2 separate regions of the Homo sapiens genome follow, and region 2 is linked to region 1. A link is a contact called in ENCODE Hi-C or POLR2A ChIA-PET data. All regions are on one chromosome and are shown on one strand. The core of a region is the stretch at or near the end of the contact, and the rest is flanking DNA. Distances in the headings are between cores, read along the strand shown.

What was found. A loop is a pair of places that touch in the nucleus more often than their neighbours do. ChIA-PET counts read pairs that join two places held with the same protein, here RNA polymerase II (POLR2A). Pooled maps may share reads with other maps.
Region 2: a loop to region 1 is called in a pooled map, with 4 times the contacts of the local background. The contact joins the promoter of CAPS2 here to the enhancer-like site in region 1. A Hi-C loop is called at or near these places in 5 of 37 single-sample maps with no recorded cell type and 9 of 50 pooled maps. POLR2A ChIA-PET finds 5 or more read pairs at or near these places in 1 of 52 experiments (GM10248).

The regions. Positions count from the first base shown.
Region 1 is chr12:75,930,496-75,936,983 of GRCh38, reverse strand. No RefSeq gene overlaps it. Among named protein-coding and RNA genes, the nearest start is that of PHLDA1-AS1, 97 kb to the left of the region's middle. Within about 2 kb of position 3,088, at least 5 of the 41 ENCODE cell types and tissues checked have a DNase peak (open chromatin) inside an H3K27ac peak, as active enhancers do.
Region 2 is chr12:75,324,936-75,331,787 of GRCh38, reverse strand. CAPS2 (calcyphosine 2) reads left to right here and starts at 1,464. Exons shown (of 17, transcript NM_001355024.4): 1 at 1,464-1,921; 2 at 5,261-5,370; 3 at 6,500-6,549. The coding sequence starts at 5,290. RefSeq lists an enhancer at 1,508-1,557.

The sequences.
Region 1 (6,488 bases), core at 1,839-4,338:
CTAGCTAAGGTCAAAGGGGGGTCACCTCTACTAGAAATTCCTCTCTAATCCCCGGTCCAAGTTAGGTGCTCTCCTTATCTATCTGCCTCGAAACATCTCTCATGATAGGCCATGCTCACTGCTTTACTCTGTCCTTTACCTATTGATGTATCTGTGGTCCTGGCCAGTGTTCAGACCTGGCTCCCCAGGTCATGGAATGTCCCAGCTGGAAAGGACTTCCTCTTCATTTTGCAGATGATGATTTGTTTGTGTCTTACTGCCTTTAAGAAAGGAATCTGAACTTCCTGTTTTAGCAATTGGAAAACTGTTTACTAAGGCTCTGCCTTGGGCAAGGTGCTATGTTAGGCATCTTCAGAGTATATAGAAACCCTTCTCTTAAGTTGCTCAGTGAGGCAGGGGAGATAAAATATCTAATAAGTAAAATGCAAGCAGTAAAGAGGCAAATAAGAGAGGTAGAGATAAAATGCTGTGAGACCTCAGAGGAGGGTATGATAAAGGACACTGGGATCTGCAAAGGGGTCAAGGAAAGTCCTGTGGAGGACTGATGTAGGAGCTGAGCCTTGAACATGGGTGGCAGGGAATAAATTGTAGAGGGGGCATTTGGGGCAGAGAGGCTAGTAAGAGGAAAGGCAGAGGCTAATTGAATTTTAAGCAATGGGCATAATTTGCTGTCTGAGAGTTAGCAGTTTCTTTCATGATTTTTTTTAATTGCAAAAATTGTGTAGCACCAAATTGGGATCTTTTGTTGCTTGAAAAATATTTAGATAGCCTAGATATATTATCCTGTGTCATCATGTTACTTTGGCTGTCTCCTTTTTCCCAGCATTCAGAGGATCAAAAGTTTGTAACATTTATTTATTTATTCAGTAAACAGTTATTGATCTTCACTATGGGCTGGGTGTAATGGCATTCACAAAGATAAATAAGACAAAATCACTGTTTCCAAGAAGTCACAGTGTTGTGAGTGTGGTAAGAGATAGGAAGATTACAGGATGGTTAAAAAACAAAGTAGGCCAGGTGTGTTGGCTCATGTCTATAATCCCAGAGCTTTGGGGGGCAGAGGCGAGTGGATTGCTTGAGGCCAGGAGATCGAGACCAGCCTGGGCAACATAGTGAGACCCCATCTCTACAAAAAATAAAAGAATTAGCTGGGTGCAGTGGTGCATGCCTGTAGTCCCAACTACTGGGAAGGCTGAGGCAGAAGCATCAATTGAGCTCAGAAGTTAGAGTCAGCAGTGAGCTATGATCACACCACTGCACCCCAGCCTGGGCAACGGAGACTGTCTCTAAAGCAACAACAATAACAAGATAATAAATACTGTCTGTGACACAGGTATGAGGAGGTTGCTATAGAAGCTGAGCCAAGGGAGCCCCTACCTCTGGCCTGGGGGCAAGAGGAACCATTGAAGAAAATTTGAAACCTCTGAAATAGGCAGGGATAAAAAGTGTCCCAGAGACAGTTACACTATGTGAGAAGTAAATGGGAGGTGAGAAAATGGAACCAAGGTGGGTAGCTTTTTGTACTTTCGTAGATTTGCAACTGAGCTTCAGCAATATTTCTACCCTGATCTATGTTATTTTTATTTTATTTTAATTTTTTTTTTATTTGAGACAGAGTCTCACTCTATTGCGCAGGCTGGAGTGCAGTGGCACGATCTCGGCTCACTGCAACCTCCTCCTCCCAGGTTCAAGCAATACTCCTGCCTCAGCCCCCCGGTAGCTGGGATTACAGGCATGCACCACCATGCCTCGCTAATTTTTGTATTTTTAGTAGAGATGGGGTTTCACTATGTTGGCCAGACTGGGGTCGAACTTCTGACCTCAGGCGATCCACCTGCCTTGGCCTCCCAAAGTGCTGGGATTACAGGCATGAGCCACCATGCCTGGCCAATCTATGTTATTTTTAAAAGAAGAAGAGAAATAGATCAAGGAAGAGGAGAAAGACCTGGTTCCATAGATCTGACTCTGCAGTTTGTGTGCTGTGTAATAGAGAAAAGTTAGTGTCAATTTGGACATGGGCCAAATGACCTTTTGAGTCTCTTGTAGCACAAATGACCTGGAATCCTGTTTTCTTTATGATTATGAAGCTGGGCATAGGTATTCTGATGGGCACAGCCAAGATATTTAAGCCAACATTTGCTGAGAAACAGTGAAACTCATTTTCAGACATTTTTCCCCCATGACTGAGAAGTGTTAGGTTTTTGTCCAGCAGCAGTAGCTGTTGATTGCTGTTTTCCTGAGAGAGGGAGGCTTTTTTTTTTTTTTTTTTTTTTTAACATTCTGACACCTTTTTTTTCCCCTCCGTATCAGTACTGCTCACTAACCACATCATATGGTGATAAGAACTGAAATTACTCATTGACATTATCGTGGGGCTATTTCGAAAACATTATCTCATTTCATTTCCTAGAATATCATCAAGTCTCCACAATACCAGTTCCTTAAAGGAGAATGTTTTTGTTCCAACTGAAACCAAAATATTTTAGTGAATTTTGTCTTCAGTATTACTTCCTTCCTATTCTAATACTGTGGTCAAAAGTATAACTTTTGGCAAACTCTTTGCCATAGCGGAATCTGACTTAGTTTGCTGAATTTGAAGTTAGCTGTTTTCAGTAATTTCTTTTCTTTTTTTTTTTTTTTTTTTTTTTTTTTGAGATGGAGTCTTGCTCAGCCCCCCAGGCTGGAGTGCAGTGGTGTGATCTCGGCTCACTGCAGCTACCATCTCCTGGGTTCAAGTGATTCTCCTGTCTCAGCCTCCTGAGTAGCTGGGATTACAGGCACCCATCATCATGCTCGGCTAATTTTTGTATTTTAATAGAGATGGGGTTACTCCATGTTGGCCAAGCTGGTCTTGCACTCCTGACCTCAGGTGATCTGCCCCCCTCGGCCTCCCAAAATGCTGGGATTACAGGCTTGAGCCACCGCATGCAGCCTGTTTTCAGTGATTTGTCTTTACTCTTTATGTAGATTATCTGCATTGCAGATTACTTATTGTAATTTTCAAATCCTGGGCTGAATTTCTTTCATCATTTCCTGTGGATTTGTCATCTCTTTCCTCATCCTCACCCTCTATTCAGGCACCATGTAACCAGGCAGTTAGACAAAGCATTGTTTCATAGCTGAATCCATCACATATTTTTTTTATATATATTCCCAAAGGTATACAAATAGTTTTCATATTGTTTGAGAGTTTGATTTGTTTCCACTAACATAGAAAAATAGTTGTTTAATAATTAGACACTCCTTTTGTTTGATCTTGACTCCTTTTTCATGAGACCAGATGAAGTATTCATTAATGTTCCTATGAAATAATTATTTTGAAAACTTTTAACCAGTTCCAGTTTTTTTTTTTTTCACTTTTCTGATGTATTGATCATTCATGCATTCACTGACCATTTACACCATTTTTATATTGCTCTCTAAACTGCTATATTCAAAGCTAATTGTAGGCAACATCCTTAAATACAGTTAAAGCAATAATAGTTCAGGGGGACGAGTGTTAGCAGCATTTTAGGATATTCAGAGAAAGAGGTACAGTAAGACATCTTAGAGCTTCTGGGAGGCCAAGGGGCTTGCTGGCTAATGTTTCAACCATCAGAACTTGTTTGAGCAACAGTCTTGGCCCTACTACATGAGTCATAAACACCAGGATAGGCGATGCCTTCAGCCAGATGCAATGGAAAAGAGTTTGTTAACATGGAAAATATGGGATGGCTATACCACATACGTCAGTAGGACTCCCAGAACTGAGTCTTTTAGACCCGTTAATTACTTTTTGAGTGAATTAATGTATATGAGCAAACACATTTAGGGTGTTGCTAGCCTTATTAGCCAATAAGCACAATTCCTTGCCAGACAGTTTAAGACTGAGACCAGCTAGTTAATGAATTTACTGAAAGGCTCATTTATAAGGCTGCTTCACAGAGAATTTAGCAATAAACAATTCTGCCAACTCTTGATCTTTCAGCTATAGCCTTTCTTCCTGTATTTCTTTGGAATAACACATAATTAACATACAGCGATCAAGTTTTTGCTTGTCATTTAATATAGCACATTTTTTCTTTTGTTTTTTAGTATCTTTGCATATCAAGCAATGCTTTTAAAACTTATGCAAGCGTTGTATTTTGGACTCTATTTCTTTATAATTTTTTGTATCATCCTGCTGGGTAGATAGTGTGGGAAGAAATGCAGAGATTTTTATTGAATACTGCCTTGTTTTTAGGTGGTGTTTAATATTTAGATATGTTGGGTCTGCTAATTTAGGAGGAAAAAGTATTCTTTGGATTTTTCTTTTGCATAGCTTATTTTAGTTGCCAATCTTTTCTGGGTCTGAAGGGTCAAAAATGGCTGATAAAAATAGGTAAATAGCAATGAATGTGGTTGTAGGAAAATAGGAACTGATGGTGCTATGAAAGTGTTAATCTCCCATCATCAGTCTATATTCCTGGTTTTAGTGTCACAGGAATTTGACAGCCTCCTGAACTTTAGCCACCTCTCAGAAAATCCTGCTTCTCTTTTGAACAATGACTCCAGGGCTGGAAGATGGGTGAGGCATCCACTTAGTGTGTCAACAATGTAGAAAGGACCATGGTGAGAAGCTGACTAGAAGCCCACAGTGCTAGTTAAAGAGAAGAGGACTTTGAAAAGAAGTGAGAATAAGTGTGAACAGTTGACTCCAAGTAGGAAATTAGTGGAGGATGAACTAAATTAGAGTTCGGGATAAGCAAAGAACAAAGGTATATTCTATGGCCAGGATCCAGGCTGGTTGTGTAGTGAGTGAGGCAGTTTTATGTATTGAGTGTGCATTCACAGAATGTAGGGGTGCGTGTGTGTGTGTGTGTGTGTGTGATCAAGTCAGCTGTTTTCTCTTTAGCTCCAGTTAGTTGTCAACATGTGGGCCTAATGTTGCTGGGTCATCCCACTTTTCAGAAGAAATGGGAAACCTGATATTTTAAAGGGAATATGTAATTTTTTTTTTTTTTTTTGAGATGGAGTCTTGCGATGTCACCCAGGCTGGAGTGCCGTGGCTTGATCTCGGCTCACTGCAACCCCTGCCTCCCGGATTCAAGTGATTCTCCTGCCTCAGCCTCCCGAGTAGTTGGGCTTACAGGCGAGTGCCACCACACCGGGCTAATTTTCGTATTTTTAGTAGAAACGGGGTTTCAGCATCTTGGCCAGGCTGGTCTTAAACTCCTGACCTCGTGATCCACCTGCCTTGGCCTCCCAAAGTGCTAGGGTTACAGACATGAGCCACTGCGCCCAGCCAATATGTCAGATTTTAAAATGTAGCACTACATTAAAAAAACTGTGTGAGCCCAGATGACTATCTATGAGCTGATGGGACACTTTGGTCATCAGTGGGTCACCTCTATTCAAAGCTGATTTCAGGATTACATGCTACATGCTGAGAATTGTGCTACTGATTAACTGGGCAACCTCAAAATCACCATCTGAATAATGTGCTCTAAGAAGACTTAGCACATAAGGTTGTTTTGAGAATTAAGTAAGATGATTGATTAAAAAAGCCTCTGCCACAATGCAAGGCAGATAATAAGATAATAAGTGTTAGCTGAATTTGTATCAGCAACCTCACGTAGTACTGAGGGCTGGGTTGGTCTTTTTCATGTCTACATTCAAGACAAGCTTAGGAGGAATAAGTGGTGAGTTCTGTTATGTGTTTTTACAATGGCTTCCTCCAGAAGTCTCTCTTCGCCTTTGTCTGCCAAGGTACATATTTGAGATAAACCTTTGCAGCTATAGATAGGTCTCTGTTCAATATAAATGCCCCCTGCCTCATGGGTGAGTGGGCATGGAGGTGTAAGGTGGTAGAGATCATATGAATTGCATAGATGTAGCTATAGTACCTTTGTGGCCTTCTGCCTCCCCATCCCACAATCTACTCCTTGAGAGACTGCTTATCCCTAGAGCTTACTTTCAACCATCAACCAGACACTTAAGACACTTGAGACAATTAGTTATCTGAGTATAACTAGACATAAACCTAGCCACCTCCATGAATCAGGGATGTCAAGGGAAAAAAAGATTTGACTGTCTGTCTTTGGGAAGCATCTAACTTTCCTTTACAGAAAGGTACAGGGAAAAACCTGTCTGTCTTCCTCAATTTACATTTCTTGCTAGTTTTCACCCAGTGTTCCCTTCCACTGTATCCCCACTATGACACATATTAGGGAGCTGTTCCTTAGTGTTCAGAAGGTGTCACAAGGCTCTTAGGGCCAGGGGGAGAAGCAGCTTCATCTCGCTAGGCAGCTCCGGGTGTTAGGCTGTCCAGTGTCATACATAAAGGCTTATGAGATTCAGTTTGGAATGATGTCCCAAACTATTAGTGATGTCTTCCATAGGCCCATGAGTGGAAAGTAGAAAGACATGCTAATTCTGTGCCTAGTAAATATAAATATTCACTTAAATTTGATTTAAAAACAAGGAAAGAAAAGTAAGTTTGCCCATATCTATCCCTGGGTTTGTTTTGA
Region 2 (6,852 bases), core at 215-2,714, 600 kb after region 1:
ATCGAGACCATCCCGGCTAAAACGGTGAAACCCTGTCTCTACTAAAAATACAAAAAATTAGCCGGGCGTAGTGGCGGGCGCCTGTAGTCCCAGCTACTTGGGAGGCTGAGGCAGGAGAATGGCGTGAACCCGGGAGGCGGAGCTTGCAGTGAGCCGAGATCCCGCCACTGCACTCCAGCCTGGGCGACAGAGCGAGACTCCGTCTCAAAAAAAAAAAAAAGTTAAATTTAGCTTTCTGTTTTATTTTTATGTGTGTTTTCTGCTATTTATTTTTGCTTTTCTTTCTATGTGGGGGTAATGGATAGATGAATTTTATGGAGTGCAGCAGAAAAATACAGAGTGATTACATTATACCTCATTTCCTTCACTATTTTTATACTTTAAAAATTTATTTGTATTTTTACTCCCAAATTTGCACCAGGAAATACTGGAAATATTCACGTTTTGATACATACATTCTGAGGGGAGCTAATTTTGAAAAGTTACTGCAGATTAGAAAAACATGATTATGAAAGAACTGGATTAACTTTCATAAACTCTTACTTCTAATTTGAATATCTGACTCTTGGCTGTGTAATTTAGGAAAGTTAGTGCATATTAGAGTGGAGTGGATCCTTGGAATTATCTCAAACCAGCTTTTTCCCTTTATAGATGAGGAGTTGATGCCAAGATATTGTGTACAGAGCATACATAAAAATATTTAGGCCGGGCATGGTGGCTCATGCCTGTAAATCACAGCACTCTGGGAGTCTGAGGCAGGGTATCACCTGAGGTCAGGAGTTCGAGACCAGCCTGCCCAACATGGTGAAACCCCCTCTATATAAAGATACAAAATATTAACCGGGCGTGGTGGTGGGCGCATGTAATCCCAACTACTTGGGAGGCTGGGGCAGGAGAATCGCTTGAACCTGGGAGGCAGAGGTTGCAGTGAGTCGAGATTGTGCCATTGCACTCCAGCCTGGGCAACAAGAAGGAAACTCCGTCTCAAAAAAAAAAAAAGGCAAAGAATAAAATGCAGGTTTCTTGATTTCTAGGCCTTTGCCCTTTCCACACATCATTTTAAATTTTAATTATATATACACACACAAATACACATACATATATATGCAATTATTCATGTAATCATCTATATGTACATAGTCACACAAATTTAAAGTAATATCCATGTCTAATATCTATGTATCTCTATATAATATATTACAGTCTTTAAAAAAAATAAGTGCAAGCTCCTTGAGAGCAGATATTGTAGCATATGCTTAAATTTCTTCTCCTCAAAACGTCATTCTGGGCTCTGTGCACAGACAGGTGCCTTATGAAATATGTTAAACAGAATTCAATTAGACAAAGAATTACACAACAACCGCCGTGGATCCGGGCCGGGCTTTGGCCCTTTCCCTGCTCAGGAGAAGCGCGGGTGAGTGAGTCCGCTCCGGCTCCTCGCCGGGGTTTAGGGGCGCCGCGGAGCCGGTTCCCTGGGAGGCTGCGGCGGCTGTAGCTGAGGTTTCACCCCTTTGGGTTTTCCAGCCAGCAAGTACTTCTGAGAGCGTGGCGGGGTCTCCGGCCACAAGCTCAGTTCCGGTCAGCCAGGCAGCGGAACTGAGGAGGCAGATTGGCGGGGGCGGGAGGTGGCGTAGAACGAACAAGGGACTTGGGCCGACGACCTTTTCGTCCCTGGAGGTCAGAGTGTAATCAGAAGCCCTGCGCTGCGGCGCCTGTTGCCGGGCAACCTGCAGACGCGGGCCTGGACTGTCTAGACTGTCCTGTCTAAAGCTTTCTGAATGCGGTTTTTGGAGGAATCGCGCTAGTTTATACCTTTTCCAACTCTTCTAACTCTGGACCTCTTCTTACCGAGCTTGTTAGGTGAAATCAGGCTGACTGTCTCTTGTGCCCCTCGCCTGTCCTGTCCAGGAATCCCAGTTAGGTAGGGGATGGGGAATTCCTTCTGCTACACTGCAGGTGCTCTGAATTATAATATAATTTGGGAGCAGGGGGAGTGATGGGGTGAAAGGAGATATTACCCTGTTTTGCTTGAAATTAGGAATGACCTAAGTTTCAATTCAGATATCTGGGTCTGTAGTCGTCTGGGATCAACATAGACTTGGTCCCTACCTTCATGTAGCTTAAATACTAAATTGTATTTACATCTCTTTCTTTTTTTCTTATTTATGGGCTGAATTAAATCAGTTTATTTTTTGCTTTTCATTTTTTTCTGATTTGATATAAGTAACATAATAGCCAGTAATATTACTACCGAGAGAAGTGATAATAATTGGAAGTGGAAATAGTCATCCTTAAAAAAAAATGAGGGAAATGGGAAGTGTGTTCAGTTATTTTTGGTAGCACTAAAGACATTAGCCAACAGTATTTATTATATGCTAGCAATATCATCTCATGACATGCAGCCATTTAAGTGGGGACAGAAGCCATTTAGAAGTGCTTTCCCTTCCTTTTGCTACTCCCTATCTCCAACATAGCCCAGCTGGATATTCAGTGCTTAATGACAAAGACAACCCTTGGCATAGGTTTCAAAGATTCACTCACAGCCAGTTGTTTGCTGATTCTTGTGCCACCAAGTTTAGGTTTCTAATTTTTTAGTCCCTACAGCTCATTCCCCTCGAATTCTTCTATTACCTTTACCAGTGAGGATGTAGTACTGAAAAGAGATCTGAAACCCACGTGTGAATTCGGGTCTGCAATAACTGGCAAACATTTAGCGAAGTACAGTTCACTTTTCTGGATCTCAGCTGGCTCGGTTTGAAGATCAGAAGGTTGAGCTGTTTTTGTCTTTGAAGCCCTGTCAAAATCTTAAAATTATCTACATAGGGTGTCAGTTGCCTGACTGCTCTAATTCCATAGATCCGAAAGTGTTCCATGTATGACGGCATTGCCCTTTGAATACTCTTACTATATCTAAGTTAACCACTTTTGTGTTTTGTCATTCCGAATTGACTGACTTCACTTATTTAACAAACATTTGTTAAGTTCCTACTACATTGTGGGCTTTCTAAATCCTGAGACATAGGGTGAGCAAATATGAGGCTTACAGTCTAGCATTAAAGACTAATAGCTATAATGCAATGCTTTAAACATCTTATCTAATTGAAGACAGAATTTGTATGTTGGCATTGTGATTATGTTACAGTTAGATGCAGAGAAAGGAATCTAAGAATATGTGTAAAATGTATACATGTATTTTGCTATACATTAATTTACTTATTAACAAAATATTTACTACCCATGCTTTGTTAAGGGTGGGAGACGCCAACCTTCTTGGTCTTGACTGTTTATTAGGGGAAAGAAAATCTAATGACAGTGAAGAGTGAAGACTGTCCTGACTGGGGAAGTACAGGAACTGGGAGGACCTGGACATTTGAGGATTTACATGTTGCCGCTTTTTAAATTTGCAAATAAATTATACTGATTTGAAATGACCTATAGTGATTTGAAATAGCTATAAATGTTACTAGGATATAAATAATTGAGAGACTGATGTGTGGAGAAAATCACTTTGCTGATTGTTCAGCGTCCTTATCTCAACTTGGGTTTGTTAGCCAGAAATCATCATCGCGAATACAATAATTTGTGTGATTAAACAACCAACCCAACCCTGGCCTCCAAAACAAAACAACAGCAACTTTTAAAAGTTGCTTCTTTGTGAAAAATAGCTCTGGAAAGAAAGCCATCTGTAGTGCTATAGGAGAATTTTTGAATCTAATGATTTGTATTTTTTTTTCAGAATATGTTTACTATTGGTTGATAAGTCTCCTTGACTTTAGAGTGGAGTTCCAAGCTTATGGCAAGGAATTTTTAGAGGAAGAAGCTCTAGGGATGGGGTGAAGAGAACCATGTAGATAAATTAGTAAGGAATTGGGATATCTTTCACTGGGCATGAAATAAAAGTATATTTTAATAATATATTTTATTAATTTTATAAATAAAGTATATTTTAATAATTTTAATAAATATACTTAATTTTAATAAATAAAGTATATTGTAATAATAATGATGGCTACCGTTTATTGAATGTTACATTATTCCACCAGGAAAATTACTAACATTAAATTCATTTTACATATTACATAGAAACATTGGTTCATAGAGATTAAGTTTTTACTCAAACTTAAATTATAAGAAAATGGCAAAAATCAGGATTACAATGTATGTCTGTCTAATTCCAAGCTGGCAGGATGCCATGCTATCTTTCCTTTAAAAAACAAAACAGAAATAATTTACTATTAAAATAAATCTAAGACTATAGAAAAAGTATGGATAAATATTTAAATGTAAAATTATCCTTGGTAATATAAAGGTGAAGTATAAAATATAAAAAATTTCAATGAAATATATTCATTTGATTTTTATTTTGTACATATTTGCAAGTTGATTACTTTCAATATCCTTTTGTTAGCATTTTTACCAATCACCACATTATTACTAATTGGACCATTTACTCCATTTTATTCTTTGTTCTAGATGAAGAATACTGCTTGTTAAAAATATTTTCATCAGCCTACTCTGGCAAAACCAAAACTCATAAAGGTTTGGGAAATGAGTAAAGGAAATAAATGTATATGTCATGGTGGTATTAGAGAAGAGGGAGATGCATTAGTTTTCTATTGTTGCTCTAAAAATTTATTTAAACTTAGTGGTTTAAAACAACATAAATTTATTATTTTATAGTTCTGGAGGTCAGAAGTACAACATTAGTCTTAAGGGGCTAAAATCGAGCTGTCAACAGGGCAGGTTCTTTCTGGAAGCGCCATAGGAAAATCCATTCCTTGCCTCTTCTGCCTTCAGGAGGCTGCTCATGACCTCTTCCTCCATCTTCAGAACCAGAATGCCTAGCATCTTCACCTCTCTCTGACCTATGCTTCCATCCTTACATCTTCTCTGTCTCACTCTGTTCTTCTTGCTTCCCTCTTACAAGGATTCTGGTGGTTACACTGAGCCCACCAAAGAATCCAGGATAATCTCCCCATCTTAAAATTCTTAATTCAAACACATCTGAAGTCCTTTTTGCCATGTAAGGTGGTATATTTACAGGGTCTGAGGATTAAGAGATGGCCTTCTTTGGGGGCCCATTATTCATACTAACACAGGTCATAATGTAATTGCCCTATAAAAAGTTGATATTGGTAAAAGCACTAGAAGTGATTAACCTTATGATTTCTTTCCAGGTAGACTTGTTAGGTAATTTGTATGACTTATTTAAAATTAGAGTAAGAATTACCATTTAACATTTACTCTACCTTTTTCAAAGTATACTGCATGATAAACACAGGAACTCAAATGGATTTAGAGGTTAAAGGAGTTGCTGCCACTTCTAGGAGCCAAATTCAGCCATTCTTTGGAAGAAAGAAGCCTCTACAAGTATGTGAGCTCTATATAATTTTCTTCTTTCAGGATGACTTATAAATAATTTTTTTACCTTTTCTTCATGTTTTATGACTACTTATATTCACAGATATTTAGGATCAACATTTCCTAGATTTGAAGAATGGAACCACCAAAATTGAAGATAATGATTACTTGAAAAATTGCCACTGCTTGAATTAGTTTTATTTTTTAAAATTAAACTTATTGTATTATTATTGTTATTTAAGAATATTTGTTTAAGGAAAATATAAAAAAAGAAAAATAGTAGAATGGAATTTTTACGGTTGCTACTAATATCACAAAAAAAGCACAAGTCAGATAACATTTCAGAAATAGGGTATAAGTGCTGATGGGTGAATTATTTTCTATTTTCATTAACTTGAAGTTTTCCTAAGACTCATATATATCTTCTATTTCATGGTGGCTAAGCTTGCTGTAATTTTTATGACTTGCAGTTTTTTTGGCAATAAGATTGAATGTTTACAAACACATACATGTTTGTTACTTTCTTTGTCAAACCCTTCACTGTCTTCCCATTACCTTAAAAACAAGGTCTAAGTTCCCTAACTTGTACTATAATGTAACAGCTTGGCCCTACCCCCCCTCACACTCTGGATTTTACCCCTTTCCAAATGCTAACTCTTATCTGGAGGCCTGTGCAGTACAAGTTGTTTCCTAGCTGAACCAATTTTCTTTCTTCTCTTTTCATCTAGCTAACTCCTCCTCATCTTTCAGAACTCCTGTTAAAGGTTGCCTTAAGAAAAAAACAAAACAAACAAACAAAAAAACAAACAAAAAAAAACAAGCTTCCTAAATTCCCTAGAGTAGGTTGGGCATACTGCTATGTAGTTGCTCTGTTATAGACTTTTTTTTCCCATTATTGTTTATTTGAGAGAAAGTCTTCTCCAGCAGAGTGCTATGTGGTTAGGGATTATCTGTCTTACTTGCCTTTTTATCTGTGTCTCAAGCACAGTAGGAAGGGGCTTAATAAGTATTTATTATATAGAATTTACTGAGAAAAATTATAATTAGCTTTATTGCATTGACTTATTGTGTATCTCTTAAAGTATAAAGGGTATATTCATATTTATACTGATTCAAAAAGTTTTTTTTTTAATTAAAGCAAAGGTGGACTTCTGAGTCATGGACAAACCAGAATTCTTGCCCACCAGTGTAAGTTACGTTTCTTCACATTTGGACTGTTTAATGGGCACATATATAACATACATTGACTAGTTAAAAAACAAAGCAAAATTATAAATGTAGCTATGATTGTGAACCACAGAAAAATCTATATGCATATGGATAGCCTGAAAATTACTATACCAAAATTAAAATAGCTGTTGTGATAAGATGGTAGAATTATAGGTAATACTTCTTTGGTTTTTTATTTTCCTTAATATGTTTTACATTTTCCTGAAAAAGTGAAAATATTTGTTTATTTGGAAAATTCAGCTATATGCATTCATTAAAGAG